Regions from separate parts of the Mus musculus genome. Here region 1 is linked to region 2. The links are chromatin loops, found by intact Hi-C in ENCODE. Cell type or tissue: left cerebral cortex. All regions are shown on one strand. Links, peaks and the distances in the headings refer to the core of each region. The heading gives the core; the rest is flanking DNA.

Evidence for each region. Hi-C counts contacts between places; a loop is a spot of excess contacts. Peaks named below come from ENCODE experiments on the same cell type or tissue, not always from the same donor. Only the 100,000 strongest peaks of a DNase experiment are listed, where the experiment ranks them.
Region 1: a loop joins it to region 2, with 2.1 times the contacts of the local background. A loop is called at or near these places in 3 of 42 quality-filtered maps.

What each region holds. Positions count from the first base shown.
Region 1 is chr15:98,994,920-99,010,427 of GRCm38, reverse strand. It overlaps the pseudogene Gm8973. Among named protein-coding and RNA genes, the nearest start is that of 4930578M01Rik, 17 kb to the right of the region's middle. In left cerebral cortex, for the core only: CTCF peaks have their summits at 6,647 (motif pointing left), 8,984 and 9,730 (motif pointing left); DNase peaks (open chromatin) are centred at 8,610 and 9,712.
Region 2 is chr15:99,080,064-99,095,571 of GRCm38, reverse strand. It overlaps C1ql4 (complement component 1, q subcomponent-like 4), which reads left to right and starts at 7,844. Exons shown (of 2, transcript NM_001024702.1): 1 at 7,844-8,380; 2 at 10,639-10,818. The coding sequence starts at 7,844. The coding sequence ends at 10,818. Troap (trophinin associated protein) reads right to left here. Exons shown (of 14, transcript NM_030159.1): 9 at 14,623-14,706; 10 at 14,322-14,381; 11 at 13,603-13,737; 12 at 12,867-13,446; 13 at 12,470-12,663; 14 at 12,163-12,344. The coding sequence ends at 12,297. Mir6960 (microRNA 6960) reads right to left here and starts at 14,767; the gene lies at 14,707-14,767. In left cerebral cortex, for the core only: CTCF peaks have their summits at 7,086 and 8,159 (motif pointing left); a DNase peak (open chromatin) is centred at 7,095; H3K4me3 peaks cover 336 bases.

The DNA of each region.
Region 1 (15,508 bases), core at 4,949-12,948, 87 kb after region 2:
GGGTTTTCTTCCCAGACTGGGGTTCACCTTGTGCATGCTGGGTAAGCCTTCTACCGCTAAGCCATTCTGTCCCTGGCCTTTCTGCTTTTTAAACATTTGTGTATTTATTTGGGTGTGTGGTGTGTGTTCATGACTTGAGTGTGACAGTCACAGGACAACTTGCAGGAGTCAGTTCTCTCCTTCCACCACGAGGATCTTAAGACTCAAGCAGGCTCCATAGCAAGTAAGCACCTTTACCCCCAGCAGCCATCTCTCCGACAGAGATCTGCCTGCCTCTGCCAAGTGCTGGGACTAAAGACATTTGCTAGCAAACTCTTTTTTCACTTCTATTTATTTTTAAAGATTTATTTATTATTATGTATAAGTACACTGTAGCTGTCTTCAGACACACCAGAAGAAGGTGGTGTCAGCTCTCATTACAGATGGTTGTGAGTCACCATGTGATTGCTGGGATTTGAACTCAGGACCTTCGGAAGAGCAGTCAGTGCTCTTAACCACTGAGCCATCTCTCTCTAGCCCTTAACTTTTTTTTTTATTCATATGAGTACACTGTAGCTGTCTTCAGACACACCAGAAGGGGGCACCAGATCCCATTACAGATGCTTGTGAGCCACCATGTGGTTGCTGGGAATTGAACTCAAGACCTCTTGAAGAGCAGTCAGTGCTCTTAACTACTGAGCCATCTCTCCAGCCCTTAACTTTTTATTTTGAAACAGGTTCTCAACAAGCTGTCCTGACTGAATATACACTTACTGATAACCCAGGTAGGCCTTGAACGTGTGAACCTCTTGCCTCAGCAGCCCAAGTAGGTAGGATTACACGGAACATCTGGCTCAGGGATCTGTGATATTGTTTGTTTGTTTGATGGATGACTGATCTATGCAGCTCAGTTCCTGAACTCCTGCCTCAAGTGATCTTTCCACCAAAATCGCTTATCTCTGGGATCTTAACACTTCAATCTAAGGCTGGAGAGATGGCTCAGCGGTTAAGAGCACTGACTGCTCTTCCAGAGGTCCTGAGTGCAATTCCCAGCAACCACATGGTGGCTCACAAACATCTGTAATGGGGTCTGGTGCCCTCCTCTGGTGTGTCTGAAGATAGCTACAGTGTACTCACATACATAAAATAAATAAATCTTACAAAAACAAAACATCAATCTTCTTTATACTTTTCAGAGAATAGTCACAAACTCTCAAAGCCCTATTATAGAACAAGCTGAAGGTCGAGGGAAAGGTCATCTCTAAAGAATTTTCCCTTGCTTGTTGCCAAGCACAAATATCTGAATTCTGAGTTCAGTTGCTGAGCCTTTTATAGGAAGCTCTGAAGAGTGTTGCAGAGAAGGGTTTAGGTATCAGGAAGAGAGTGGTAGGCAGCTCCTGTGGGTGTGGCTTGTTCTAGTCATAAAGTCTTTCAAGTCAGCAAATCAGAGAAGTCCAGAAAAGCAGAGAGGAAAAAACATCCTGGTTACGGCTTCTCTGTGGCCACAGCTGGGGCTGAGAGAGGGTGAGGTGTCAAGAGCCCTGAAGAGCCCTGAAGAGCCCTGCTTCGCTTCTGCAGCTGTGCTCCAACAGAGGCTCCGGAGGCGCGACAGAAGAGAAGCTCAGTTCTACTCAAGGTCAACAAACTGCTTGCTTCAACTCAAGACTTCTATACGAAGCCGGGCGTGGTGGCGCACTACTTTAATCCCAGCACTCGGGAGGCAGAGGCAGAGGCAGGCAGATTTCTGAGTTCGAGGCCAGCCTGGTCTACAAAGTGAGTTCCAAGACAGCCAGGACTACAGCCCTGTCTCGAAAAAACAAAAAACAAAACAAAACAACAACAACAAAAAACCCATTTATACGGAGTTAATACGAGGGAAACATAAAAGAAAGACATTAGCTATCTCCTTTAGGGTTCACAATTTGAAATGCAAAACTAGTTTCCTCAGAATAAAACATACACTGGCACACGTGTGCACATGTACACACACACACACACACACACACACACACACACACACATACATTTGTTTGTTTTCAGACAGGGTTTCATGGAGCCAATTCTGGCGGTTACTATGTAGCCCAAAATGACTTTAAACTTTTGATCTTCCTGACTCTACCTCACAAGTTTTGGGATTGCAGGTGTCAACTGCATTCAGTGCTTTGTTTTCTTTTGTTTGTTTGTGTTTTGGTTAGATAAAGTCTCTGTCGTCCAGACTGACTTAGAATACGCTATGTCATCTAGTATGACCTCAAAGTTGTGGCAATTCTCCTGCCTCAGCTTCCTTTTTTAAAAATATTATTTATTTATTTTTATTTACACGAGTACACTGTAGCTGTCTTCAGACACACACCAGAAAAGTGCATCAGATCTCATTATGGGTGGCTGTGAGACACCATGTGGTTGTTGGGAATTGAACTCAGGACCTCTGGAAGATCAGCCAATGCTCTTAACTGTTGAGCCATCTCTCCAGCCCCCTGCCTCAGCTTCCTAAGTGATAGAATTATAGGCATGAGTCACTGTGCCTGGCTTCTTTTTTAATTTCAATTTAATTTTATTATTACAGAGTCTCACTATGTATCCCTGGCTGGACTAGAACTTGCTATGAAGACCAGGCTGACCTGGTCTTCAGAATCATCTGCCTGCTTCTGCCTCCCGAGTGCTGGGATTAAAGGCCCATGCTGCTACCCCACCCACTTTTATATTTTATATATGTGAGTACACTGTAGCTATCTTCAGATACACACCAGAAGAGGGCATTGGATCCCATTGCAGATGGTTGTGAGCCACCATGTGGTTGCTGGGAATTGAACTCAGGACCTCTGGAAGAGCAGTCAGTGCTCTTGACAGCTGGGCCATCTCTCCAACCCCCCACCCTCAATTTTATTTTTAAAGACTTATTTTTAGGAGCTGGGGAGTTGGCTCAACAGTTGTTAGCACTTACTGCTCTTTCATAGTACCTGAATGCAGTTCCCAGCAACCCTGTTAGGTAGCAGATACCCTTGTGCTCTTCCAGTTTCAGGCAGATCTGCCTCTGGCCTCCAAGAGCACCTGTACCCACACAATATACATAATTAAGCTGGGCATGGTGGCACACGCCTTTAATCCCAGCACTTGGGAGGCAGAGGCAGGCGGATTTCTGAGTTTGAGGCCAGCCTGGTCTACAGAGCGTATCCCAGGACAGCCAGGGCTGCACAGAGAAGCCCTGCTTGAAAAAAGGAACCAGGGGCTGGTGAGATGGCTCAGTGGGTAAAAGCACCCGACTGCTCTTCCGAAGGTCCAGAGTTCAAATCCCAGCAACCACCCGCAACAAGATCTGACTCCCTCTTCTGGAGTGTCTGAAGACAGCTACAGTGTACTTACATATATTAATAAAATAAATCTTAAAAAAAAAAGAAAAAAGGAACCAAAAGTAAAGGAAAAGGTAAACTCACAGCAAGAAAACTGTCGACATCAGCAGCTTTCCTGAGGACAAGAATAGAGCTGGCGTGGGGGCATCCATCTTTAATCCCAGAACTGAAGCGACAGAGGCAGGGGCAACTCTGTGAGGTCAAGGCCAGTCTGGTCCATGGGTGAACAACAGCAACAACAAAGTACACAAATAGGAAAACAGAACAGAGCAATGAGAGGAGGAGATCAAGCCAGCAAGGAGGTCAGCAGACATGGCGGGCAAGTGGTCACACGGTCAAGGAGGGAGGGAGGAAAGGAGGCCAAAGTAGCAGAAAAGTATACTTGGGGTCAAGCCAGCTTCCAGAAAAAAAAGAGACAGGGAAAAAAAAAAAAAAGAAAGAAAGGAAGGAAGGAAGGAAGGAAAACGAAAATTTTTGCTTTATTTATTTATTTATTTATTTTTGTAGGAATCATCTTTTATTGGGGGAGGGTTCATCAATTCTTTTTTTTTTAATTTATTTATTATATGTAAGTATACTGTAGCTGTCTTAGACACTCCAGAAGAGGCATCCAATTTCGTTACGGATGGTTGTGAGCCACCATATGGTTGCTGGGATTTGAACTCAGGACCTTTGGAAGAGCAGTCGGTGCTCTTAACCCCTGAGCCATCTCACCAGCCCCGGGTTCATCAATTCTTGACTGCCGCCTTCCTCATGGCTGCCAGCCCGTTGCTCAGCTCCTCCCGCTTTCTCTTGGCGCGGATGTGCGTGCCCACCCTCTTCTTAATGAACTTGAGTGCGCGCTTGTCCTTGGACACTTTGAGCAACTCCATGGCTCGCGGCTCGTAGGGCGCGAAGCCGCACACCTCCCGGATCATGTCCCGCATCGACTTGGTGTGCTTGGTGAGGCGCCCCCGGTGCCAGCTGTGTCTCGGCTTGCTGACGTTTTTTGTCACCTTGTGGCCCTTGTTGAGGCCCACAGCCATGGGGTAACGCAGAGCCATGGCTGCTGCTCTCCAATTTTGCATTTCTACCTCAGGCCTCAAAGACCAGGAGACCCAGGTGAACCTCCTGGTGGCTTGTGCAGCTTAATTCCATCACTTTTCAATCGCATAGCATTTAAATTACATATTCTTTATTTTCTGGTTTTTCTTTTTTGTTTTTTTTTGGGGGGGTTGGGTTTTTTTGTTTTTGTTTTTTGTTTTTTGTTTTGTTTTGTTTTGTTTTTTGAGACAGAGTTTCTCTGTATAGCCCTGGCTGTCCTGGAACTCACTCTGTAGATCAGGCTGGCCTCAAACTCAGAAATCTGCCTGCCTCTGCCTCCCAAGTGCTGGGATTAAAGGCATGCGCCACCACGCCCCGGCTATTTTCTGATTTTTCAAGACACAGTTTCTCTGTGTAGCCCTGACTGTCCTAATTCACTCTGTAGACCACCCTGGCCATGAACTCAAGAGATCCTCCTGCCTCTGCCTCCCGAGTCCTGAGGTTAAAGGCTTGCACCAATACCATCTGGCCCTAAGCATTATTTAATTAAGTGTGTCTGTGTGAATATATCCTCTGGAATGTAGGTGCCAGCTGAAGCCGGAAAGGGGCTACCTATCCCCTCAGAGAAGAAGTTATGGTGGTTTTGAGCCATCACCAAAAGTGGGTACTTGGAACTTTGGAAGAACTGTGAGACCCTTAACCACAAGCACACAACCACAAAGCCATCTCTTCTGCCCTGTGTTTAGTTTTCTACTGCCACATGTGGTGGCTCGGGAGTCTGAGCCCTCGCTCTGGAGTAGTGTTCTGAGTTTGAAGCTAGCCTGAGCTATCAAGTAAGTTCTAGACCTGTCTGAGTTGAGAATGAGTCTATCTCAAAACACAAACCAACAAAAAGATTAAAAAACAAACAAACAAACAAAAACAGGCTCACAGTCCAGTTTCCTGACGGTTCACCCATTACTACATTCATTGCTACATTCCCCACTCCATTTTCTTAGCTGTGAGCATCTTCCCTGAGTCCCTCAGGAGAGAGCTAATGTTGCTAACAGTAGAGCTGGTCAATTTCACCCACCTGGGCTTGGGGACTTGGCAAAGAAAACCATGGGAAGCATTGACTGACACAGACCCGGAGGCACTCAGGATCAGCCATGTTCCAGTAGGCAACACCATTGATAAACGTAGGGAGAGGCGTTATGCACACTCTGCGCAGGTGCCAAGGCTCCAGACCTTCTAACCCCGCCCCACTTACAGAGGGTGCTGATTGGCTCAAACGTTCAAAATAACTCCATGGAGGTAGGTGAATGTAAGAAGGCACGGCAGCAGCGAAGGCAGAACACTGGACCACATCGCTTGAGGGAGTAGGGAAGGCGTCATCAACAAGGCCAGGGCTTGGCCTCCATCTTCCAGACGTAAGACAAAGTTTTTACTGTTCATTTCATTTAAACATCCTAGCGTGTCGTCATGGAGACAGATATTCTCAGCTGCCCAGCAAACCAAAGTTCAGAGAGTTCTTGGAGGACCAAGATGGAGGGAAAGGACCTACGAATTGAGATGAACGCCTGGGATAAGATGGGAGGTCATCCCACGGGAACCAGTCTGTCATGCGAGGAGTGGAGCTGTCTTGGCGACCAACTTGCAAGGGAAGCCCAGGAGATTTGTGGTTCAAGCTGACCGATTTCAGAGCTGAGGCCAGAGCTATCAGGTCAGTCCCAGGATCCATATCAGGTTCTTTACATCCTGAAGCCCCTGGTCGCTGCCAAGGCGCAGGAGGACACTGGCCAGGAAGAATGCAGTGAGCGATCAGGAAAGGGTGGGTGATTCTGAGCTATAACATTTTGCTTTTGCATTTTGTTTTGAGGCAAGGTCCTTTTAGGTAGTTCTAGCTGTTCTGGAGTTTGCTATGTAGACCAAGCTGTCCTGGAACTCATAGAGATCTTCCTGCCTCTGACTCCTAAGTGCTGAGATTAAAGGCATGCACCTTTATGACTGACTAGCCATACCATTTTGGCCAAGTAGCTGGAAAGATTGGAGTTGATTAGCCAAACCATTTCATGGTGTTTGAAAAGCAACAAGAAGCCAGCCGTGATGGCGCACACCTTTAGTTCCAGTGAGGCCAGTAAGGGCTACATAGTGAGACCCTGTCTCAAAAACCAAACAAACAGGACTGGAGAGATGGCTCAGTGGTTGAAAGGCTGTCTGCTCTTCCAGAGGACCTTGGTTTGGTCCCCAGCACCCACTTGGTGGCTCGGCTCACAGCTATCTGTAACTCTACTTCCATGGATTCTGATGCCCTCTTCTGGCCTTCATTAGCATTGCACACATAAGTAAAAAAAATTTTTTTAAATAAAGATGAGTTTCTTGATTAAAAACTGTATCCTTGGGACTGGCGAGATGGCTCAGTGGGTAAGAACACTGACTGCTCTTCCGAAGCTAGCATGCCTTTGACATGGCTGCTTAGGAGGCCAGGGCAGATCACAAGTTTTTTTTTTTTTTTTTTTTTTTTAAAGATTTATTTATTTATTTATTATATGTAAGTACATTGTAGCTGTCTTCAGACACTCCAGAAGAGGGGGTCAGATCTTGTTACGGATGGTTGTGAGCCACCATGTGGTTGCTGGGATTTGAACTCTGCACCTTCGGAAGAGCAGTCGGGTGCTCTAACCCACTGAGCCATCTCACCAGCCCCCAGATCACAAGTTTTATTTAATTTAACTTCACTTAAGCATGTGGAGTCCTGAGTTAACTGTGCAGTGTTGTCATGGGAGCATGACCACGGCAAGGATGTCAATGCCTCCCCTGCTTGGGATTGAAGCTGCCTCCTCCAAGGGTCTACATGCCTGGTTCCCAGGCTGCTGGTGGTACAGTTCTCTGCGGGGCCGTGGGTGTGGGGGAAAGAGGGGAATGGGAGAGAGTCCACGACCCGCCAGAGTTCTGGTGTTCTGGGCGGGCGACACGGGAGGACTGCGCACGCTTTTCACGCGGCCCCAGGTGGACATCTGGGCTGTGTGAAGCCACTGAGCCCACACGGTGGGTGGTGGACAAGGGTCAGCCCTAGGTACCAGGTTCTCAGCCTCCGGCATCCCACGCTGGATACGGAGGAGGAGCTGAGAACAGAATAAGGGCCCCGGGGACAGCACTGGGCCCCGGGGATGAGGGGAGGAGAGTGCAGGGGGAGAGGGGGTCCTGGATGGTTCCCATGTGGGTGTGAGTCCTTGGTCAGATCCGTGGCTGGAGCACGGGATGGCCTTCTGGCGGGAGGTTAGACACCGGGCTCCCATCCTTCAAGCACGTGGAGAGAGGGGGAAAGGGAGAGAGAAGTAGGGCTAGAGAGTAAGAAAGGTAAGAGCTTAAGAGAGCTAGGAGGGTCCAAGCAGCCCCTTTTATAGTGGGCTGGGCTATCTTGCTGTTGCCAGGTAACTGTGGGGAGGAACATATCTGGCTATAGACAGGTAACTGTGAGGGTGGAGTCTAGCCAGAATGCCCGAAGCTTGGCACATTGTCTGCAAGACTGATAGTCACAGAATTATGGACAGTCACCTGATTCTGGGAACGTGGCTCGCCTTTCCGTCCCTTGTAGATTTCTCTATTGGGTCACAGGAGCAAGCCCCATTCAACCAAAATAGGCTGCCTATCACAGTCCCACAGTTCTCCCCAGACCCTGCTTCTCCTTCCGTTTGCCTGTGTGTCTTTCTTCATCCCCTTGTTCCCCAAGTCAGGTTCCCCGGACCTTTCTGTGTAGGTCCAAACACTTAAAGACCAGGCCATCTCTTAACTGTAACCCTCAGTAAAATTGAAAAGTAAACTACATTCTGCCGACACACAGCGGCACAGAATAGAGATTATAGTTCCAAGAGGAGGAAGTGGGGCACAGTGAGGGAATCCTAGACCAAAGCAAGGCCGAAACCTGGCCCAGGCAAATCCCAAATCCTGTAGTCCATGTCTGATGTCACTGTTCCACTCCTGTGTGCAGCTCTCCTGGGCAGGTATCCCATGGCTCTGGGATCTCCAAAGCAGGGGCAGGTGGGTGGAGCTTTTTGAGTTCCAGGCCAGCATGGTCTGAGAGCTGGTTTCAAAAATTAAAGGGGGGGGGGGGTAGCGGAGGAGATGGGAGGGGTTGGAGAGGGGAGGTAAAGTGGGGAGGAAGAAGAGGAAGACAAAAGGTCAAAAGATAGCCCCAGGGCAGGCGCTGGCTTCTCAAGAATGCTGAGTCTGCAGTTCTCAACAGCCACGTGTGACTTAGGCAGCTCCCGTAGTTCCCGCTTTGCCGCTGCCTTCTGTCCAGAACAGAGCTGTCACATTCTCAGCAGAGCAGCTGCGACCCCACCAAGATCAGGCCGGCCTCCATTCCCTCATCCAACGACTCTCAGCCCAGGCTGCAGTCACACCCTCCTGGGCACCAGCCCCCGGTGCAGGGGATACTGCGCCAGCGGCTCTGGACTCCTGGGGTATTAGTATGTACAGGAAGTAAAAGATTCATCGTTAAAGCTATGCAGCTTTCAGGAGGCTGGCTCCTACGCGGGGGCGGGTCTTCGGGATTCGGCTGTTTGGGGGTCACCCATGTTCAGATAAACTCACTGACTCATCAGAAGTTCAACTTGGGTGGAATTGGTCCTTGGTGTGCTGGCGCCCTCTGTGGAAAGAACGGGCCTTTGTGTCTCCCGGGCGGGGGTGGGGGGGGGTGGGGGTGGTGGACGGACGACAAGGTATCAGTGGCTCAGAGGGGGATGAAGGAATGTTTTTATTTTGAGACAGGGTTTTATTATATAGCCAGGGCTGGCCTAAGCTGGCTGTGGAGAGAACTCTAGGCAATCCTTTCTCTGCCTTCCAAGCGCTAGGATCACGGGAATGTGCCGCAGTGTCTTGCATGGTTTTTCATTTTCCTCTCCTTTTGAGACAGGGTCCCCTGTAGCTGAGGCTGGCCTTCGCCCAGCTGCCCTCTCTTCCTAAGTCTCCTGTCTCCTCCCACTGCTCCCCTCTGCTTTCATACATGGGATCACAAGGCAGCTTTTCAGGGACACGGGACACGATTATAGGTTGATAAGATAAAACATAGGTCAAGTTGTGTGGAAGCTCTTTCCTGTAAGATTTATTTGGGAGCAGGAGAGATGGCTCAGAGGCTAAGAGCACCAGCTGCTCTTGCAGAGGATATAGAGTACAAATCCCAGCTCCCACACGGTGGCTCACAACCATCCCAACTCCAGTTCCAGGGGATGCAACCCCTCATCAGACAACTGTGGCAACCAGGCAACACATATGGTGTACATACACTCAAACACATAGATAAGTCTTTTTAATAAACGGTTTTAAAGTATTCTCACACAGTAAAAGAATTGTAAGCTTGAGATCCATGCTAATGTTTGCTGCCCCCTACTGGAATCTTTTGGGAGAAAACCCCGAGTCCTGGTTATGCATTCAAATAAAAATAACCCTGCGTGGACAGTTAGCTGATGTTACCTTCTAGTGGACATTTTCCAGAACTCGCCATACTCCGTCTCTCATTTCAGAGATTGGAGGCACGCTTCTGCTCTTCTACGTGGCCTTGGTAACTCCAGGCCCTGGGGGCTCCTCTCAGGCCCCGGTCTCCACAGAGCAACCTGAGGGCACCAGGAAGTGTCTTCTTAGAGGTGTCTTTGGCTCTGACATTCTGAGACACCTGTCGTAACTGCTGAGCCGTCTCTCAGCCCAATATAATCAAATATTTTGTATTCTAAAAGTATAACCTTGGTGGGTTTGAGGTTGGGTTTGTTTGTTTGTTTGTTTGTTTTTTGTTTTTCAAGACAAACTCACTCTGTAGACCAGGCTGGCCCCAAACTCAGAAATTCGTCTGCCTCCCAAGTGCTGGGATTAAAGATGTGCACCACCATGCTGGGCGAGGGTTTTTTTTTTTTTTTTTTTTTTAAGATTTATTTATTGTTATTTATATGAGTACACTGTAGCTGTCTACAGACACACCAGAAGAGGGCATCGGATCCCATTACAGATGGTTGTGAGCCACCATGTGGTTGCTGGGTATTGAACTCAGGACCTCTGGAAGAGCGGTCAGTGCTCTTAACCGCTGAGCCATCTCTCCAGCCCGAAGGGTTATTATTGCTTTTTATACAGTCTCCTATATCCTAGTTGACCTCAAATGATAAATAGATAGATGATAGATAGATAGATAGATAGATAGATAGATAGATAGATAGATAGATAGATGATAGATAGAGGAGGCTGACCTTGAACTACAAATCCTCCTGCCTCCGTAAGTGCTAGAATTGCAGGCATATGCTCCCACATCTGATTTATGTCGTGTTAAGGATCGACCCCCTGGACCTGTTGCCTGCTTGGCAAGCATTCTGTCTGCTGAACTAATGATTCCCATAATTCCCAGCTTTCCTGTTAGCAGTTTTGTTTGCTTGTTTGGTTTTTCAGAAGGCTCTTTTGAAAAATGTGTATGAGTGGGGTGTTGTGTTTTTGTTTTTGTTTTTGTTTTTGTTTTTTCGTGTAAGTTTGTACCACATGCACTTGGTGTCAAAAGAGACCAAGAGAGAGTGTGTCAGATCCCTTGAAACCGGATAGTTACTGATAGTTACGGATAGAAACAGATAGTTACAAGCTGTCATTTGTGCACTTGGAACAGAACTTAAGTCCTCCTTGCTAAGGGCAATAGGTTCTACGAGAACTAGCCGTCTCTCCAAGCTCCCTAGACAAGTTGTTTGTTTTTGTTTCCTTTTCAAAATTGAGTCTCACTAGGTAGCCCTGGCAGACTTGGATCTCTGTAGACCAGCCTGGCCTCGAACTTGGGGATCTGCCCGCCTCTGCCTCTGGGTGTTGGTACTAAAGGCATGCATCACTATTGCCTAGGTTTCCTTGTGAGGATTTTTTAAAAGATTTATTTATTTATTTTATGTATATAAGTACACTGTAGCTGTCTACAGACACACCAGAGGAGGGCATCGGATCCCATTAGAGATGATTGTGAGCCACCATGTGGTTGCTGGGATTTGAACTCAGGACCTCTGGAAGAGCAGTCAGTGCTCTTAACCGCTGAGCCATCTCTCCAGCATCTGAGAATTTTATTTTATTTTATTTAGAAAATTCGTGTCTCAGTTCCTTTTCCTGTGGCTGGGATAAAACAGCAAACAAAGGCAACTTAGCAGAGGAGAAAGGGTTTATTGTTTCCTGTGGTTCGCGGTTCTGTAGAGGGCACGAGGTCCTTGTGTTCACTGAAAAGTACTGGAACAGATACTGTCAGCCTTCCTGAGGCTGCAGCCCTTTAACACAGTCCCTCATGTTGTGATGACCCCCAACCATAAAGCTATTTCATTGCTACTTCATATCGGCAACTTTGCTGCTCGGAATGATAAATGTCTCATATGCACATTATCTGAGATTCGACCCCCACCCCCACCTCCACCCCCACTTGAGAGGCCAGGGAAGGTAAACACTCGGGGAAGAGATGAGATTATAACCTACCTCTTCTCCACCCAGGAGGCTGGGAATGGGTGTGGTTAGTAGCCAGGGTGACCTCTGTCCTATATGGCTGAGAACACACTGGATCTTTCCCAGGCCCTTCAGATGACACTGTAGTCTATCTATAGAACCCGTCTTCAGGGAAGAGGTGACATGTACTTTGGAAAGAGTTTTGATGTCATTGTTCACACAGCTTTTATTGTACACACAGGATTGTGTTACACCGGGAAACTTTTTTCCAGTTTGTACTGTACTTAAATGTGCCTAAAATAAACTTCCCGGTGTCCAGAGTCTTTGAAGTTTGGACCAACCAGACTTTCTTCTTGGCTCACGGAGACAGACACTCTGCCAGCTTGTGTGTGCAGAGACCCCGCACAACCGTCCATCTTATCAGGGAAGTCCAGACATCAGCAGCTTAAAACAGAGGTCCCTTTGCCTCCACAGCCAGGAAAAGCAATGGATACAAGCTGCTGCCCAATCCCCCTCTCCAGTTACACAGTCCAGGATCCACCAGGGAATGAATGGGCCCCGCTGCACACACAATGGATCCGGCCTCAAGGCAACCGAGAGAATCTTCCAGAGGCATACCACCAAGGGTGCCCATCTTTGTTGTCTATCAAGCTGACAATTAGCATTAACATCACAATGAGGATTGTTTATTGGTTTGCTGTGATACAAAGAATGTGTTTTATCAAACCCTCAGAAAGTAAGTTTGGGCTCTTTTCCATTTCTCTTATTTTTCTATTTGAGACAGGGTCACACTCTCTAGACAAGGCTGACCTAGAATTCACTATGTAGCTAAGGATGGCCTTGAACTCTTACACCTCCTGAGTGCTAGGATTGCAACTATGTCACCATCATACTTGGCTTAGGTGGTGCTGGGGCTCAAACTCAGGACTTCCTGCATGTTAGGCGAACACTCTACCCACTGAGCCACACCACGGCCCCCCACCAGAGTCCTTACAAGTTGCCTTCTCTGAGCTGAGCAGCATTTTGGACCCTGTACCTTTTCATTAGGGATTTACACATGCCGTACTAACTACGGTCTCTGTAGACAGGTATGCCTTGAGCTTGAGAACTTCCTACTCCTACTGTAACAGGGCTGCGGGTCTTAGCACAACTGACTCCGTACCATTCAGGCTGTAGAACTCAGCACTTAGACAGCACCACCTGCCAAAACTAAAACAAAGACCTAATCCATCAACGTCCATAGCTCTGGGAAAGTCTCTAAATGTACTAAGCTTGCTTTTTGGCTTCTGTAGTTCTGCTCCTGGCTAATTGTTCTTGTTTACCGAAGGATGTCGATCCAGGACATGGTTTTTGTGCTTAAAAGCTTACCTGAGAAAGGCTTAGTGCTACGGTGGGATTTGAACACCCAGTATAGTCTCTGCCAGCTAATAAAGACTTTCTATTGGCTTACATCCCTGTCTCACCGGTCTTCTCTGGTGGATGCCCCCACGATACTGCCTCAGCCTCCCTAGTAGCTGTGATCAGAAGCCTGTCCCACCAGGCCTGGCTCTTGCCAGCTCCATTCTGGAAAGCAACCACAGATCATCAGCTCCCACCTCTAAGATTTCACGGTTCCTTTCCAACCAGATGGCATTTGGCTTTGCTCTGATCAGCCCCAAACTGGGAGCTTCCTCACAAGGACTGAAATGACGCCTCTGTTTTTACTCCACAATGCAGCATTTTGAAAAGCCTTCTTCTTCAAACCTTTCCTGTAATCAAGAATCATGCCTGGGGCTGAGGAGCTGGGTCAGCGGTTAAGAGCGCTAGACGCTCTTCTAGAGGACCTGGGTTTGACACCCACCACCCACGTGGCGGCTCACAACTGCCTGTAACTCCAGTTCTGCGGGTCCTGACACGTGAATAAATAATTAATAGTTTTTCGAGACAGGGTTTCTCTGTGTAGCCCTGGCTGTCCTGGAACTCACTCTGGAGACCAGGCTGGCCTCGAACTCAGAAATCCGCCTGCCTCTGCCTCCCGAGTGCTGGGATTAAAGCGTGTGCCACCACGCCCGGTAATAAATATGTTTAAAATTCCTCTCCACCTGGAGCCAGAGCTCGGGGATTTGAGACTTCCTGGGCCTGTGAGGTGGATCTAGGTTGGAAGCCCCATTCTACAAAGCAACAAAGGGCACATGGGTAAAGAAAATTAAAAGTACCTCCCATTTTTTAAAATTATTTTTATTATTTTTTATTTACATTATTATTCCAGAAAGTGTACCATGCCCTTGAGTTGGGAACACTATAGCAATATTTAATAATTGTATCTATTCCCATATGTAGAAAGCACTCAGGCAGCCTGCAGTGGAATGCCCCTAAGGGTTCCTGTTCCTTTTATAGCTTCTTGCTATCAGCTGAGACGGCGCCTGTTTTCTGAGGGTCGCTGACTCTCAGGATAACCTTTTCCCCTTGCAGTTTTCCTAGCTGCCTCTCTACCTGCTCCCTCCTTTTCCTCCAAGGACACAAAACCAGTCATTTTCATGGCTGCTATGCATTTATTGTTCCCTATATGATAAGCAGAGTGGAAACTCGATATAGAAGAGCATCCATGGGCTGGAGAGATGACTCAGCGGTTAAAAGCACTGACTGCTCTTCCAAAGGTCCTGAGTTCAAATCCCAGCAACCACATGGTGGCTCACAATCCCCCATAATGAGATCTGATGCCCTCTTCTGGGGTGTCTGAAGACAGCTACAATGTACTTACATATAATAATAAGTAAATCTAAAAGAAAAAAAAAAGAAGAGCATCGGTGCATAATTTATGGTTAGATGTTACCCTAGTGCTAAGGAAAATGAAGCAATGTTACCCCAAGTTTGGGGCTAGCCTGAGCTACACAGAAAGATTGTTTTAAAAGCCAAGCAAACTGACAAAACCCCTCTCTCATCTGCTGACAAGCCATTCAGCCCTTGCTAGAGGGGACATTTATTTCCCACTCTGTGTTCTTGGTGGCTGCTGAATCTTCTCCACGTGTCCCTTGAGAGGGCTAATGCTGCTAGCAGTGGATCCGACAGTCTCACCCTGCAGGGCCTAGTTATTGAAGAAGCAGAGGAAGCTCTTAGAACACACTGACTGAATATGGACGTTACCTGACAGGAACCCGGGATTTTGTAATCAGCTGGGCTCCTGCAGGCCACAAGGTTGAAGTTATTTCATCTCAGGAAAACCATTAAAAGCTCATCCCAGAATATAAAAACTTAGTCTTGTTCAAGGTGACCCTGAAGCGCCGGTGGTCAGAGCTCTGTGTTGTTAATATGTTTCCATTACCAAGGCTTCTGCAGCGGAACCCCGATTTCCCAGGTGGGTGGGCCAGTTTTAATCTGATCTACATTTCTGCTTTCCCCGGGTTTCCCCAAGTGGCTTCTGAATGTGTTGCAACAAAATTGCAAGGATGCTGAGTGAAGTATTTCAACTAAGCAATGTTTACGCGAAAGCCTCTGAATAAATGTGTTTGCAAATGGGCTTAGACCCTTGTGTGGAAAGGGCCTGCCTCTCCTAAATAGAAAAATCTTCAAGTAAATCAGATCTTACCCAAGAGTTTGAAAAACTGGAGGCAGGGCTTAATGAAGAGTTCCTAACCAGTACCCCGGAGCTCTTGACTCTAGCTGCATATGTATCAAAAGATGGCCTAGTCAGCCATCACTGGAAAGAGAGGCCCATTGGACATGCAAACTGTATATGCCCCAGTACAGGGGAACAC
Region 2 (15,508 bases), core at 3,586-11,585:
GAGGAGTGTCCACTGCTTCCAGTGTTTGGGTTAGGGCTGGGAGGGATCAGTTGTCACAGCACTCTCACAGTTAACACCCCACACATCCGCAGGAGCATACCTCAGCTGTCACCCTGCACGCTGCTGCCATTTCCCCAGAACTGCAGAGCTGACAGCAAGTTGGGGGGGGGGGGCATATATCGGGATGGGTGTGGTGGCTCATCCTCCAAGGATAAAATCAGTGGGACACATCACCGACACTGACACGCATAGTCACTGATGCCTTTGCAACCATCCACTCTGTCCATGGTCGCCACGCACACGCCATTGTCTGGGCGAGCAATCACGCACAATTCTTCTGAGGTCAGGCACCAAAGCGCCTAGTTTTAAAACCTAGCTACATCCTGTCTCGGTATCTGACCTTAAATCACCTAATCCAAGGACAGAGTTTGTCTCCACCTCTGACTCCCTCATTCTTTAATTAAGGAGCCGGCCAACAACCAGGAGTCCAAGTTCAAGGTAGTCAAGGCCGGGGGTCGAAGTGAAAAGCCAGGAATAGAGGGAGCGATGGGACTGTTAAACGCTCCCTTGCTCCCGCTTCTGTCACTGGCCTCCTTCCCAGCACGTCCACTCGCCGCCCACCCGGCCCCCGTCCGCCTGTCAGTAGAGTAATGAATGCGCGCTCGGGGCCCTGGGCCCCCCCTGAGTCGTTCATCACTGCCAGCACCGCCCACTTCTGCCTCCCGCCGGGAGGGCTCCACAGCAGCAAGGGCCCTGCTCCCCCTACCCTACCCCAACCCCGGACCACTAATTGTCAGATTGAGATGTTGATTTGTCAGCTGGGAACCAGAGCCAAAGAATCCACAGTAAAACCTGGACTCCTTGAACTTCCTCTTGGCTCCACTTGGGCTCGCCCGGATTTGGAGCATTTCTTGATTTGATGTGGATGGTTTGGATTTTACTCAGGAGAGGGGGGGATAAGAAGCGCAGTGTCGCTGGAGAGATGGCTCAGCGGTTAAGAGCACTGATTGTTCTTCCAGAGGTCCTGAGTTCAAATCCCAGCAACCACATGGTGGCTCACAACCACCCATAATGAGACCTGAAGACAGCTACAATGTACTTACATATAATAAATAAATAAATAAAATCTTTTGGGCTGGAGAGATGGCTCAGCGGTTAAGAGCACTGACAGCTCTTCCAAAGGTCTGGAGTTCAAATCTCAGCAACCACATGGTGGCTCACAACCATCCTTAATGACATCTGACAGCCTCTCCTGGTGTGTCTGAAGACAGCTACAGTGTACTTACATATAAATAATAAATAAATCTTTAAAAAAAAAAAAAAAAAAAAAAAAGAAGCGCAGTGTCACTCTAGTCCGATAGGAGGCGCCATTGGCTAGAGGCCTGGCATTTTCTTGAAACGGGGTGGCCTTGGGTTTCCGTAGGCGGGGAACGGAGACCCCCTAAGGTTTAGTCCTCCAGACTCCCACCAGGTGAGACCCAGGAATTTGATCTGCCTCCCTCGGGCAACTACTAAGTCTCTACTCCTCCTCCCACTACCCCGCCCCAGGAAGGCCTCAGGGCGCGGGTATCAAGTTCTCCTTAGAGATTGCCCAAATTCCTTCCTCTTCCTCCGAAAGCCTCGGAGGGTTGCTCTCCGCTCTCCCGCAGGAGCCGCACCTGCAGGAGTCTGCTTCGCCCAGACCTGGGGCGCCTAGGTTGCAGTCCCAGCCCCGCCCTCTCCCAGGTCCGGGAGCTCCCCGGCGGCGGGCTGAGTGACGGGCAGCGGGTGATTATGCGGGAGGGGGAGCGGGGTGCGCCGCGGGCGGCAGCGCTGACCCTTCACATTTCCGATCCGCCGGGACCCTCATCCATCCGAAGCTGCTCTTTGTCTGGCCGCCTAATTGCTGGCGGACAGGATGGATGGCGGGACCGACAGCCGCGGAATCCCTAATAAAGGCCGCGGCCGCGGGGGAGGGAGCTCAGGAAGGAGGGGGAGCGAGTGGGAAGGGATGGAAGGAGATGGCAGGAAGCATTGGGCTGCCGCCGCGGGCTCTGAGGCGAGGCTTGCTGAGCTCACTGAAGCCAGGCTTGGCCCAGGGTGTAGGGCAAGAAGTGTGAGGTCGACTATTGTCTAAGGGCGGCATGGGGTTGGCTAAGTCTGCTGCTTGTCAAAGAACTAAGAGTCCCGGACAGAAAGAGGATCTTAGGGCCTACCTCACTTAGCTGAGCCCTGGAGACTTGGAGCTTGGCGCTTCCTCCCGGGCTCTCAGCTCTCAACAACCCACACCCCTCCTTCTGCCCCTCATCCGCCTCCTTTCACCTGTCGGTCTCCTGGCGGGCAGCGAGGGATTCGGCATCCCAGTGGAGAAATGAGGGGTCTGACAGCTGTCTGTGCAGTCAATTGCCACATTTCATTAGCCAGAGGCTGGAGAGGGCCAGAGGTGGTGATGGGGGCAAGGGGTGGGGTTGCCAGCTCAAAAGGGGGTGGAGAGGGTGCAGAAGACTAGAAGAGGAACCTCTTTTGGATAAGTGCAAAGCTGCGGAGAGAAGCCAGCTCTCTCAGGCCTAATAAGCATTTTGGAAGCACTCTCTACTCAACCCTCGCTAGGGAGCGAGGAACCCGCTCCCAGGCCAGAAGAGGGTTTGAACCAAAGGCTGTCCAAGAGCTCTAGGCCAAGGGGTCTGACTAGCTGATGAGTGAAAACCTTGGCTTGGTGTCTGCAAGTGCCCTCTGAGCCTTTGATGCAAACATATAGTCGCCAAAAGGAAGAAAAAGGCGCACTTAAGTGCGGCCACCAGCTTTTTGAAGTCAGAGGGAGTGAGTTTCGGGTTTTTCCTTGGAAGGCAGTTAGCAAACCTTCCCCTGACTTCATCCCTCCTTTTCCTGTACCCCCTCTGATATCTGAACCATTCTTTGTAACTAACTTTGGCCTTCTGTTAACTTTGTAACTAATATTGGCCTTTGGCCAATATTTTAACCTTGGTGGGGGTCAAAGTTGACAGCCAGGGCTCAGGTTGGGAAGTTAAAGCCTGGTGCTGTATATGTTAAGACCACTTCTGTCTTCACATGTAGATTGTTGGGTCCCTATAAACAACTGGCTACCTACCCCTCTTCAGTTTCTCTCTCCTTTGCATCGACGCTAGTATCATTGTCCCTTTCCCAAGCCTAACTAGGAATATCTCCTTACAGGGTGGAAACTGGACAAACGACCTCCCAGTTCTGGACCTCAATTTGCACATCTTTTACAGGCGGGGATAAAAGCCACCTCTCAGGGATGCAAAAGAATACGATGAGGACTTGCGTGGCCAAAGCCTTGATGCAAAATAAGCCTTGATTTAAGATAAGCACTTAATGTTATCTCAAGGGGCTGGAGAGATAGCTCAGCAGTTAAGAGCACTGACTGATCAAGTTCAAATCGCAGCAACCACATGGTGGCTCACAACCATCCATACAGCTACAGTGTACTCATATACATAAAATAAATAAATAAATCTTTTTAAAAAATAATGTTGGGCTGGAGAGATGGATCAGTGGTTAAGAGCACTGACTGCTCTTCCAGAGGTCCTGAGTTCAATTCCCAGCAACCACATGGTGGCTCACAACCATCTGCAATGGGATCCGATGCCCTCTTGAGGTGTGTCTGAAGACAGCTACATTAAATAATTAAATAAATAAATAAATCCTTTTTAAAAAATTTATAAAAAATGTTCTCTCCAGTCCTACGCAATGCCCCGTGTTCAAAGATGGACAAAGTCCTTTCTTTTGTACACATGCATCTAATGCCAGGCAACCCAGCTGCTTCTAGCATGTGTGGCCTCTAAAATGGAACTAAATGGAACTGAAAGCCAGAAGGGGAGGGAGAATATAATTCTCTACTGGTCCTGAAGAGGAGGAAAGGAAGGGGATTTTGATGGAACACCAGCCAGGTGCTCTCTCTCTTCCCCTACTCCCTCCCCAGATGAGGAAACTGAGGATTGCACAGTGATGGAAGCCACACTTTCAGTTTTTCCATCCCTTCTGTTGCCGACCTCTTCACCCCTTCTTTTCCCTAGAGGGCATCTGGGTCAGTGACAATAAGTATGAGAGAAAGAACGAAAAGAAAGAACCTTCAAGGAGCCAGGACCTTTCTGCTAGACTTAATAAAAATTTAACACGAAAACTTCTGCAGAGTAGAAGGCACATAACACATGCAAATCATATGCTAATCACATGCTAATTTAAAGTCTGGCCCTTGGAGCTCTGACACACACCTTGACTATATAGCCTTGGGGGAAATTCTGGGGAAACCCTTGGGTTCCCAGAAGGTAAGGATTCCCCTTAGGATCTTGTTACAGAATTTATGTTCCGTTTGTTTGTTTGTTTGTTTGTTTGTTTGTTTTTAGGGTCAGAGAGAAATTGAGTGTATAACCTGAGATTAGGATCATTGTAAATGCAGAGCCCTTGGTAGAGGTTGGCACAGGATTCAGACTGGAGTTTGGTTAGGAGATTGTGGAAGTCATCCCTCCTCACCTGCTTCCCACCAGTCCTGCACCCTGTTTCTGAGTCTTGCTGTGCCCCTGGATGCCTACTTCCCATTCTTAAACTCACCGCCCACCGGAACCTTCTAGCTTGATCCCCAGAGAGGCTCTAGGTGAACTATTCCTGACCCCTCCCCATTTCCCAGCATTCTCTCACAGATTTTGGCCCCGGGAAGACCTCCTGGATTAGCCCTAACTGGATACCTTGGACAAGTGTGACAGCTGCCGGGGAAGCTATGAGGTCCTGGTGAGCTGGCGGCTTCATTCCAGAGCGTGGGGAAAGAGCAACAGAACATGAATAAATTCATAGAGCTGGCCCCTTGGCTCCCTGTGAGCCAAGCCTGCTCCCCCTACACACACACACACACACACACACACACACACACACACACACACACCAAACACAACTGCTGCCTCCTCCTGCAGCCGGGCTGGTCACCGGTCACGCTGCTCACAGCCTGGAGTGGAGACAGCAGAAGGATGCTCTAGAGAAAACCTGGTATCTGAAAGGGGTTAAGGTGAGGGGGTAAAAAAAAGGGGGGGGGTGTTGGGAACTAGGATGAAGAGCTGGACAGAGAGGCCTTCTGCTGAATGGAGAGAGAAGAATGTGGGAAGAGGGAAGAGGGGTGTCAGGACTTGGGGTGGATGAGGCCTGAGGCTCTGCAGGGGAGACTGGTGTGAACCGGGGCCTTGCTCTCTCTGATCCATCCATCATGCAGCCTGGGGGAGCAGATATGGCATTAGACATGCACAGGGCCGACATGGCCCTCAGCCCCCCGAGGAAGACAAATGGTGACAAAGACCTTGAATAAAATTTGTATTTATGGAGGAGGAGCCCTTCCCCCACTGGCTGCCAATCCAATCCCTTCTCTACCAATCCTTACAGGCAGGTTGGGCCCTCGGCCCATCCCCAGCCCCAGCCCCAGCCCCAGCCCCAGCCCCAGCCCCAGCCCAGCCCCAGCCCAGCCCAGCCCCTTCTTTCTCCAGATTGAGAATGAAGAGATGGGGGAATCCAAGGAAGGTGTGCAGGAAATGAGAGATGAAGAAATCACCTTCGACCCGACAACTATGCCCTGGTGGGCATGCCTTGTGCCCTCCACATTCCACACTCTTGGTTGTCCCTGCTCTCAGAGGCCTCTGCTGCTGCCTCCTGCCAGGCCTCCAAAGATCCTAGATCCTTCAGTGTTCACCCTCGCTCTCCCAGCTTCTGACCCTCTATCCCCTGAGAAGAGGCAGCTACTGGCGTTCCCTGTGCATGCTGCCTGCCCAGAGCCAGTATTCCTTCCTGGTCGCTCTGAAAGCAGGCATAGTCACCTTTACAGGCCATAGTCACCTAATACCTAATCCATATTTGAATCTTGTTACTATGCACAGTCAACCAAACATCCATTATCTGGGGCCTGATTTTTCTAGATTTTTCTCTAGTTAATAAACAGTTGGGGAGGCCAAAAGGAGCCCAGACTGGGGCCGATGAAGACTGGTCTGGGGCAAGACAGAGGCTGTACCAGTCTGGGCAGAGCAAGTGAGATTAGCTTTCTGACTTTCTCACCAGGCTCCATGGGCTTCAGTCCTCAGACAGGATAGCTGGCTTCTGTGGGTCCTGGATTTCAGTACTAAGACAGAGACATACAAACACCCTCTTCAAGCAGCCTCACATGGGTACACAAAGACAGCCCACAATCCACAGTCCTACTCACCCAGGGACAGCAAGGCCAGGATCGTATGGCCCATCCCACCACACACCCAGTATCCAGCACTGTCACAAAACACAGACCCATAGCCTACCGCTCCGCTTGCAGAGCTGCCCCGCCCCCGCGTCTTCTTCACAGTTGATATGTCACATTGGAGTCCGAACACGGACCTGGGTGTCTCTCTGCAGCGCGCCATTTACATTTCTCTCTCGATCTGTCAACCTGTCTGGGCTCCCTTCTCTCTCTCTCTGTCTCTGTCTCTCCCTCTCCCGCTCTGGGGCCGTCTGTCAGTCTCTTTTCGAAGCTTTGTCTCTCTGTCTCTGTTTCTGTCTCTGATTTCTCGGCTGTCCGTTTCCTGCTCATTCCCTAGTTTCTCTCTCTCTCTCTCTCTCTCTCTCTCCTTTCATTTCTCTCTGCTGCTTCTGCTGCTATGTGCTATGAGACACCCCCCCCCCCAAATTCATAGAGGCCAGGGTGGGAATGACAGATTTGCCTTTTCCCAGACTGGTCAACAAGTACCGATTGAGCCCTTTGCCATGTTCTGTATTTGGTTGGGGGCACCGAGGGACGTGTGATGGCGAATTGCTATTTATTTCTGTTTTCTGTTTGTTATATATGAGTCCCCCTTGCCCCTTGTTTAGCTCTGCATTCCCCCTCTGAGGTTTTATACGTATATTGTAGCCTGACCCCTGTTTACCCCATCACTGTGTTTATCTTCCTTTAAGCGCTGAGAATACCAAACTCCAGCTACAGGGTGAAAGTGAGGATACATACGGTGAGGGCTGAGAATCGCTGCAGAGCCCTGGGAGCAGGCAGGGAACCTGGAGGCCCGGGGCTCGGCGGAGAGGTGGGGGGAGATGGCGCGGCCTGCCCCGCCCCCGTGCTTCCCGCTCTGGGCGCCAGGGGTCGCTCCGCCTGCGGCCGCTTATAGTGGCTCCTGCCGCGCAGCGACTCACACCACCCGCACTGCTGCCAGGGAGGAAGGTTAGGGACGCAGAGAGGGAGAGCGCTTGCTGGAGAGGGACGCCTGGCTAGGGCTCTGATGAGGGCTGCGGCCACCGCGGCCGTAGGAGGCAGGTAGTGCTTTCCACGAGCTAGAGTGCAAAATCTCTGACGAGGTCGCGTCCAGAGAGAGCCCCCCACCTCACCTCCCGCGCCAGCTCAGAGCCTGGGACGTCGGGAGAGCGGGGAGAGGTCCCCGGTCTAGCCGGGAGAAATCAGCGAGGGGAGCCCGGGACCAGGCACAGCTGTCCGCAAGAAAGCAACTGTCTGGAGAGGTGGCATCTTAGACCTGTGAGAAACCAGCCGTCCAAGAAGCTGCAGGTTTCAGGCGCCCTGAATCATTAGAACTGCACCCGAGGGTAATATCAGACTGTAGGTTCTGAACCCTCAAGGGCTGTCCTTGGCCCAGCTCACGGGGAGATCGCCACCCTGACAGGCGGTTTGGGGAACAGCACTGCTGTCACAGAAGGAATTCGCCGCGGCAAGGTGGTCCGGCACAGCCGTCGGGAGATCCAGACCGGGGCCCGAGCCCGCGGAGAGCCCCGGGCCCCCGCCACCATTGCGCCCAAAAGTGAGGAGGATTTGCTGGCCCTGGCCGCGTCACGGCTGAGCCGCCGCAAGCGGGTGGCGGGCGCAGCCGTCGGGGTGGCCATGGTGCTGCTGCTGCTGGTAGCCATCCCGCTACTGGTGCACAGCTCTCGCGGACCAACACACTATGAGATGCTAGGTCGCTGTCGCATGGTGTGTGACCCCCACGCATCCCGAGGCCAAGGCCCCGACGGCGCGCCCGCCTCGGTGCCTTCCTTACCTCCAGGTGCCAAGGGAGAGGTGGGGCGGCGAGGGAAGGCAGGCCTGCGGGGGCCACCAGGACCCCCAGGTCCCAGAGGGCCCCCTGGAGAGCCAGGCAGGCCAGGACCCCCAGGTCCTCCTGGCCCAGGCCCTGGAGGGGCAGCGCCCCCTGCCGGCTATGTACCCCGAATTGCCTTCTACGCGGGTCTAAGGCGGCCTCACGAGGGTTATGAAGTGTTGCGCTTTGACGACGTGGTGACCAACGTGGGCAACGCTTACGAGGCAGCCAGCGGCAAGTTCACCTGCCCCATGCCAGGAGTCTATTTCTTCGCTTACCATGTGCTCATGCGAGGCGGTGACGGTACCAGCATGTGGGCCGATCTGATGAAGAACGGACAGGTGAGGTTGCCCCTCTACTTAGCCCCAGATCCTGCTAATGACTTCCTAAAACTCCCCGCGCTCAGCTCACAATCCAGCTTCTCCCCTGAAACACTATCAGGGTATCCAAGACTGGCAAGGTTACCAAACTTCTAATGTCACTCAATTTAGTCAAAGAGGAGGAATTGGGGGGGGGGGCGTCTGGAAAAGAAAATCACCTGACAGGACAGTAGGCTGAGGTCAGAGCTAGAACTCAGGACTCAAAGGCCCCAACCTCCACGCTCCAACCTCCGACTGTAGCCTGCCAAATCAAATGTCCGTGGCACCTTCCCCAGCCCATAGCTTCTTCTTTCTTTCTTCCTTGAGCTGCCCTCTCTATTGGGGTGGTCTTCCCAGTCAGTGGGTTTCCTGGCCCTGGCATGGAACAAGCTATTAGAGAACCTGGTTTCAGGGAATGGAATGGGATCTCTTGTTTTGGGTAGTGGCAGTCTCCCCCCAGGGGAAGTCATTCAGCTTGAATTTTCAAAGAGAAGTGAAAGGGGGTGGAGGGGAGAAAACACTAACTGGCCTCTCTACTAGATCTTATTTGTTTATCCCCAGGACCTGGAGCCAAACCTAGACCAAGCTTTCCTCCCAGTTAATACTGATTGTGTAGGCAGATGTGGACAAGGGTCTCTGGCTCCAGGGGCTATATAAGTGGTGGGGTAAACCAGATTGGATTTGGAAAAGCTAGGAGACAATGGACAGGAAGAAGGGAGGCCTGGTCTTTGGGGCCTAAGCCCACCCTGGGAACCTCTCAGATTCCTCTAGGTGTTGCCCCAGTGGGGAGTCAAAAAGCATTGCCACCTAAGATTTGAGGGGATAGCACCCCCAAAGACCCACATATTTGAACAAGCAAGATGCCATAGGGCTGAGTGGAGAGAGCTGCCTGTACTCTGCAGGATGAAGAAGGTTTGGACTGAACAGTGACCTTTGAATGTTCCATGGGAGGGGTGGGGCCCTGGTGCATCAGGCCTACTGCTCAGGATCCCTTAAGCCTTAAGCCTTGAGCCCTGCTAGATTGCTGAAAAGCTCTCGGACCCCAAGAGGACACCGCCCAGCCCACCTTCTGCTTCAGTTTCGGGGTCTGTTCCTAGCAAGCCTTCCCACCGGAGGGTGAGGAAAGGGAGTTGCCAGGCTATGCAAGTCTTTATGGGGTTGATAGTGTTTGCAAGGGAGTGAGTGTCCACAGGATCCAAGTGTCTCTGTGACCGTGGAATGCCAGAGTGTGAGCAGAGCTTGGTGTCTTCCTTCTCGTGGCATCAAGTAGGTAGACTCAGTCTGTGCCAGGAATCAGGGTGGAGTGTGGCGGTTTTAGAGGGGGTGGTGCGGTGCAAGCTCCCATTCTGTATTCCATGGAGCCAACACTGCGGGCCTGGGAATGGTAAATAATGATTAGAATAATGATGAATAATTAATGATTTAATAACCAGTCCCGATGGGATGGAAACTGGGGGAAGGGGCTGGTGGTGTGACTGCTGCAGACCAGAGATCAGAGACCAAAGGCAGTCCCTCACATGGTAGGGGACCAGGTGACACTCCCCAGGGAAGCCCAGGAGGCCAGAGGGAAACAGTTCACTTTCCTACTGGTACAACACAGGTATAGCATAGGTGTAGACACGTTTGCACCTCAGGAAAGCTAATTTAGAAATTCCAAGACAACATAGAATCCTAGAAGTATCCTGAAAGCTTTTCTTTTTTTGGGGGGGGCACAAGAATAGCAATACTATATAACATTTTCTATATACAGAACATGGCTCTGAACTCCACAAGTAATTTACTCATTTAATCTTAACCACCTCGTGAGATAGGTTCCATTATTATTACCCCGTATTGCTCTAGTAGTGGCCCAGAGAAGACAAGTGTGTGCCCAAGACATGCCAGAGAAGCTCTGTGAACTCCTAGCCCAGTGGCTCTTCCTAATGCTGAAACTCTTTTAATACAGTTCTTCATTTTGTAGTGGTCCCCAATCATGAAATTATTTCGTTGCTATTGCATAACTATAATTTTGCTAGTTATGAATCATAATGTAAATATCTGATATGAAGGATATCTGATATATAACTCCCAAAAGGGTCAGTTGAGACCTACAGTTGAGAACCGCTCCCCCAGAACCTAAGCCATCCTTGCTCCAGCAGCCAACCAACTCAACCCCTTTGGTCACTTCAGCTCTGCACAGGGCACAAGAATCAATGGGTCTGGTTTTTTTTTTTTTTTTTTTTTTTCTCTTCCCTCACTAGGTCCGGGCCAGCGCCATTGCTCAGGATGCGGATCAGAACTACGACTATGCCAGCAACAGCGTCATTCTGCACCTAGACGTGGGTGACGAGGTCTTCATCAAGCTGGACGGTGGGAAGGTGCACGGCGGGAACACCAATAAGTACAGCACCTTCTCAGGATTCATCATCTACCCGGACTGAGCCCAGCACCTTACTCTCATGTTCGTTCGCCCGCCCCCTCGACCCCTCGCTCTAATCCGCACCCACCTCCTGCTAGCCCTGCCCAAGGCCCCATCCTTCAGAGCCCGCAGTCTCTCCCGCTCCCCAGGCCACCTAGGCGGGGGCGATTGGATTCTTGGGGCTCAAGGGTTTTAAGTGGCTGGGGGAGTCAAGAGTTGGGAAGGCCAAGATGAAGACAGCCGCTTAGGGAGGGACTACCTTGGGATCCAATGAAACCGGCCAGAGAGAGAGAGAGAGAGAGGAAATTCGAGCGTGGCCCTCCCTTCTGCCTGGAACTGGGGGAAGCTTCACTAACGGAGATCAAAGTCTCACCTCTCACCGGGGTAAAAAGGGGCCGTCCTAACAGCTTGGGAGGGAAAGGGCAGAAGAGAAGGAACCTGTCTAGGTGAGAGGGGGACTCTGGCACAGGTTAGATACAGACCTCAGCAGCCACTCTTTCCCTTCCCCTCCCCCATCTCCATTTTTCAGGCTCCAACCACCAGCGGCCTTCCTGTGAACTGGAGGAGCCAAGGACTTCCTTCCTAGCATTAAGAACCCATTTTGTACAGTCCCCATTCCACCCCTCTCCAGGCTAGGTCCTGGAGCTACAGATCATGTCACTTCTCTCAATAAAGTGAGGTTGGAGATTGTGTGTGTCTGCCTACCTTGGTACAGAGGTGGAGGGAAGGCAGGGGAGTGGCTGGCCCTTTGCCTGACGCCCTGAAAGGCCTCTCACTCTGCTTGTCGATCTCAGCAGGGCGATCTATCTCTGATCTATGCAGTTAAGCCTGGCCAGGCTTGCCTCTCCAGAAAAGGAGCACCACAAGGGAGGACAGCAGAGGAAGGACTCCCTTCAGGGCTCCTGCTGCCCTTGCAGGTGGAGTGTGGAAGACCCTGCATAGGAAAAGAATCCCAGCCACTTTCCCCCCCCTCCCTTAGTGTTGGTTTATTTGTGGTTTTTCTCCTTTTGAGACGGGTTACAGCTTTTTGCCCAGGGTTGCCTCCAGCTCTTGGGTTCAAGAGATTCTCCTGGCTCAGCCTCCAGTAGCTTAGCCACAGGTGCCCAACTGAGAGGTCTAACAGCGGTGTTCTAGATGAGGGAATACCTGGTGGGTCCCCTGGAGTGGGAGCGATCTCAGAGGGAACAGGTTCCGTAATTTCCCCCTAACCCACGCACGAATTTCCAAGAAGGTAGGCTGAACAGCCACTTTCTGGTTGGACAACTGCTGAAGAGGAAGCCCACGGTCCTGAGTGCTTAATCTCCTCTAAATTGGAGCACACTGCCACCAAGTGGGCCACCGGAGACCAACAGCACTGGCTGCCCCATTCAAACACAATTTATAGAAACTTTATTAAAGGATAAAGGGGCGTTGGCTCCCAGTCCAATGGGCAGGCCAACAATAAATAAGGCTAAAGGAAGAGGTGAGTGCAGCAGAGGAGAAGCCCAGTAAAGACCGGAGTCATGATGGAGAGTCCTGTGGGACCACAGGGCCAATTGGAACGAAACGCTGGAGAAAGAGAGAGAGAAAAAAGAGGGCTTGTCATGTTCCATCACTTCTCCGTAGAGGAAGCAAGGTCAACCTGCTGCTGTCCCATAGGCTGTCGGCATGCTGGCTGTATACTGAAGGCTCACCAGGGCATCTTGCCATTCAAGCGTTGTGACCACGGGGTTGGTGAAGACCCGGGTGGGCCCGGGAGGTGGGGCTCGGCTGGTGTAGAAGGCGCATTCATCATCCAGGTGAGCCTCCTGGAAGCTATGGATGGTGTCGAGACACGCCCTGAGGCGCTGCCTCAGAGCCAGGGTCCGAGGGGCCAAGCTGCTGGGGCCTGAAGGCCATGGAGAATTCAGAGGGGGCCTCTGGAGTTATATTTCTTCCGGGTGCCGCCCCACCCCTTCCCTACCCCTCCTCCTCCCCCATGAGTGCAGCCACTTAGAAAGACAGGACAAGGCACGGACCTGGTGCAAGGCAGGGCTCACTCCTAGAAAGACAGAGCCTTTTCTTCATGTCCTTTGCCAGCCAATTCCTTACCTGAATAGCCTGTTGGGTAGAGTGAGTGAATAGAGGGGCTGGCACAGACTGGGCTTTGGGACGAGAAGGTCAAGCTGGCTGTTGCTGGAGGCCCCTGATTGCAACAGGGCTGCGTGCTGGACTCTGGGGTTCCAGCTTCCAGAGCGCAGGCTGCCGATGCTCCCGGCTCTGTCCTAGGGCAGGCCATGGGGGGCTCAGCCTGTCCCCGACAGCTAGGCAGAGGGGGTCCGGACAGTGCTGGAAGGCACGGCTCCGGCAGCTCTGGCTCAGCTCTGTGTGGCACTGGGGGCTTTAGTTCTGTGGTAGAACAGGGCTGAGCCGCCTTAGTCTCCTCAGGGTAGGCCTGTGGCTCCTCACACTCTTCCGAAAGGAGGGGCTCTGTCGCACCAGAGTGTTGTGACAGTCCAACAAGGGCAGCTCCAGAATTGTGTTCTGAAGCTGTCAGAGTTCTAGAAATTTCAGCCGTCGGGAGCTTTAGTTCAGTCATATCGAAAGCAGAGCCTCCATTCAGAGGGGCACCATCGCCCATGGCCAGCCCCTCTACCTCCTGCTGCAAGAGCTGTTGCAAAATATTGATGCGCTGTGGTGGGAGAGAGTATCCCAGCGTGTCACCGTGTGTTCCCAAGCTCCCCACCCCCACCCGCAATGTCATCCCCTACCCTTCCTTCCAGCTCCCCTTCCCCCAAGCCTTCTCATGGAAAAGAAGCCATGAGAGCTGCTGCCCCTACAGGCCCACCTGTATCCTTAGCTCCTGGTGGCTGGGGGTTCTCTTGGGGCGAGGCCCGGAAGTGCTTGCCACCGATGGTTTCCTGGGTTCCTTCTGCAAGGTGATGCGACTCTCCTGGTCAAACAACTTCATAGCAATCTGCCTCTGCCACAGAAGGAAAGGGGGCGGGTGAGGAAGCCACATGAAGGTAGAGAGCACTCTTTCCTCCCCCTCTTGGAATGGGTCAAAGCTGGTGGTTCTTTTTAAAACCAGGTATGGTGGTGCAGGCCTACATACAGCAGAGCCGATATTAGCTCCCAAGACGCTAAGGCAGGAGAATCAACAGTTTGAGGTTCAGGCTGTTGTGATGTTCATAACACATAAACACAGAAGGATAAAAAAAAATTTTTTTTTCAAGACAGGGTTTCTCTCTCTGTGTAGCCCTGGCTGTCCTGGAACTCACTCTGTAGACCAGGCTGGCCTCGAACTCAGAAATCCACCTGCCTCTGCCTACCAAGTGCTGGGATTAAAGGCATGCACCACCATTGCCCGGCAAAATTTTTTTTTTCAAAGTTTGAGACTATCAGAAGATAGACACAGAGACAGACAGGCATTCTGAACACAGAATAGGAAGGAGAGAAGGAGAGGCAGGAGGCGAAGACACCTACCTCACATCACAAGGCTGTCAGCCCTCCAGGCCAGTGGGACGGTGCCACAGACCTCAGTACAGGAAGGATTTAGACACTTACCCAGGGCAGGGCAGGCTCTTCAGGGGAGGAATGAGGGGAGAGGCCACTCAGCCACTGAGCCTATGTCAGACAGGACAGATCACCCATGAGTGACACCCACTCCTCTGGCCTGTCATAGACCTCCTCTCTCCCCCACCCCCCGCGCACCCCCAATTCCCATCCAGTATATCTGTCCTTACCAAGGACTTACACTGCTGTCCACCTGTCCTTACCAAGGACTTACACTGCTTCATCCATCTGTCCTTCCTCCCTTCCTCCCTAGTCCTGGCCCCTACTGGTTCCCTCCTTTGCTTTCTCCTACCTGCTGAACTTTAGGTAGCGATCGGAGGGGTGTGAATTGGGCTTTCCGTCGAATGGCAAAGCGTTTCATGGATGAATATGTGCTCTGAGGAGAGAGGTGGTTGGCTGAGCAGGGCTTCCAGCCAAACTCTTCTCATCCTGCCCAGCCCAAGGGTTGTTGATAGAAATCACAGCTGAGAGGCCTGGGGAGCGAACACCCTGAGACTGTCTATAAACAGCTGACTGTTCGGTGATGGAAGGTGGTACTATACAACTGGGCTGCAGGAATGGGGGAGGGAGGGCAGCAGATGGGAGCCATCACCGTCCAGTGGAGGCCCCCAAAGCTACCTTCCTGTTCTCCCCACTGCAGCAGCTACTCTTTGGGGGCTCACGTAGGGAAGAGGCTAGGAGTACAGGCACACTGCCACGATGTGCGGCGCTTGAGTGGTTTATTCAAGTGAGAAACCAACTCTCTCTCCCTATTCATGCATCTCCCCCTGACTCTTGTTCAGCCCAAGAAAGAGCAGAGAACTTAAACTTGTTTGTAGCTCTTTACCAAGGACTTATAGTGCTTTGTCCATCTGTCCTCACCAAGGACTTACAAGTGCTCTGTTCGTCTGTCCTTACCAAGAACTTACACTGGTTTGTCTGTCCTTACCTCATCTCTCACCTGTCGTCACTGCAAACTCATCTCAGACCCTCTTCTCGTCTAGGCTTCAACCTCTCTGGTCTGTTTTGCCAACTCACAAAGACTAGATGTCTCCTCTCCTCGGGGCTTCTGCATCTGCAGCCCTCCCCATCTTGTCTGAGTCACAGCCTCAACTCTGGTCTCATAGGCAATCCTTATCTTCCCAATGACAGTGCCTTAGCCATACTACATTTTGTAAAAAGACTGCTTAGCATGCCCT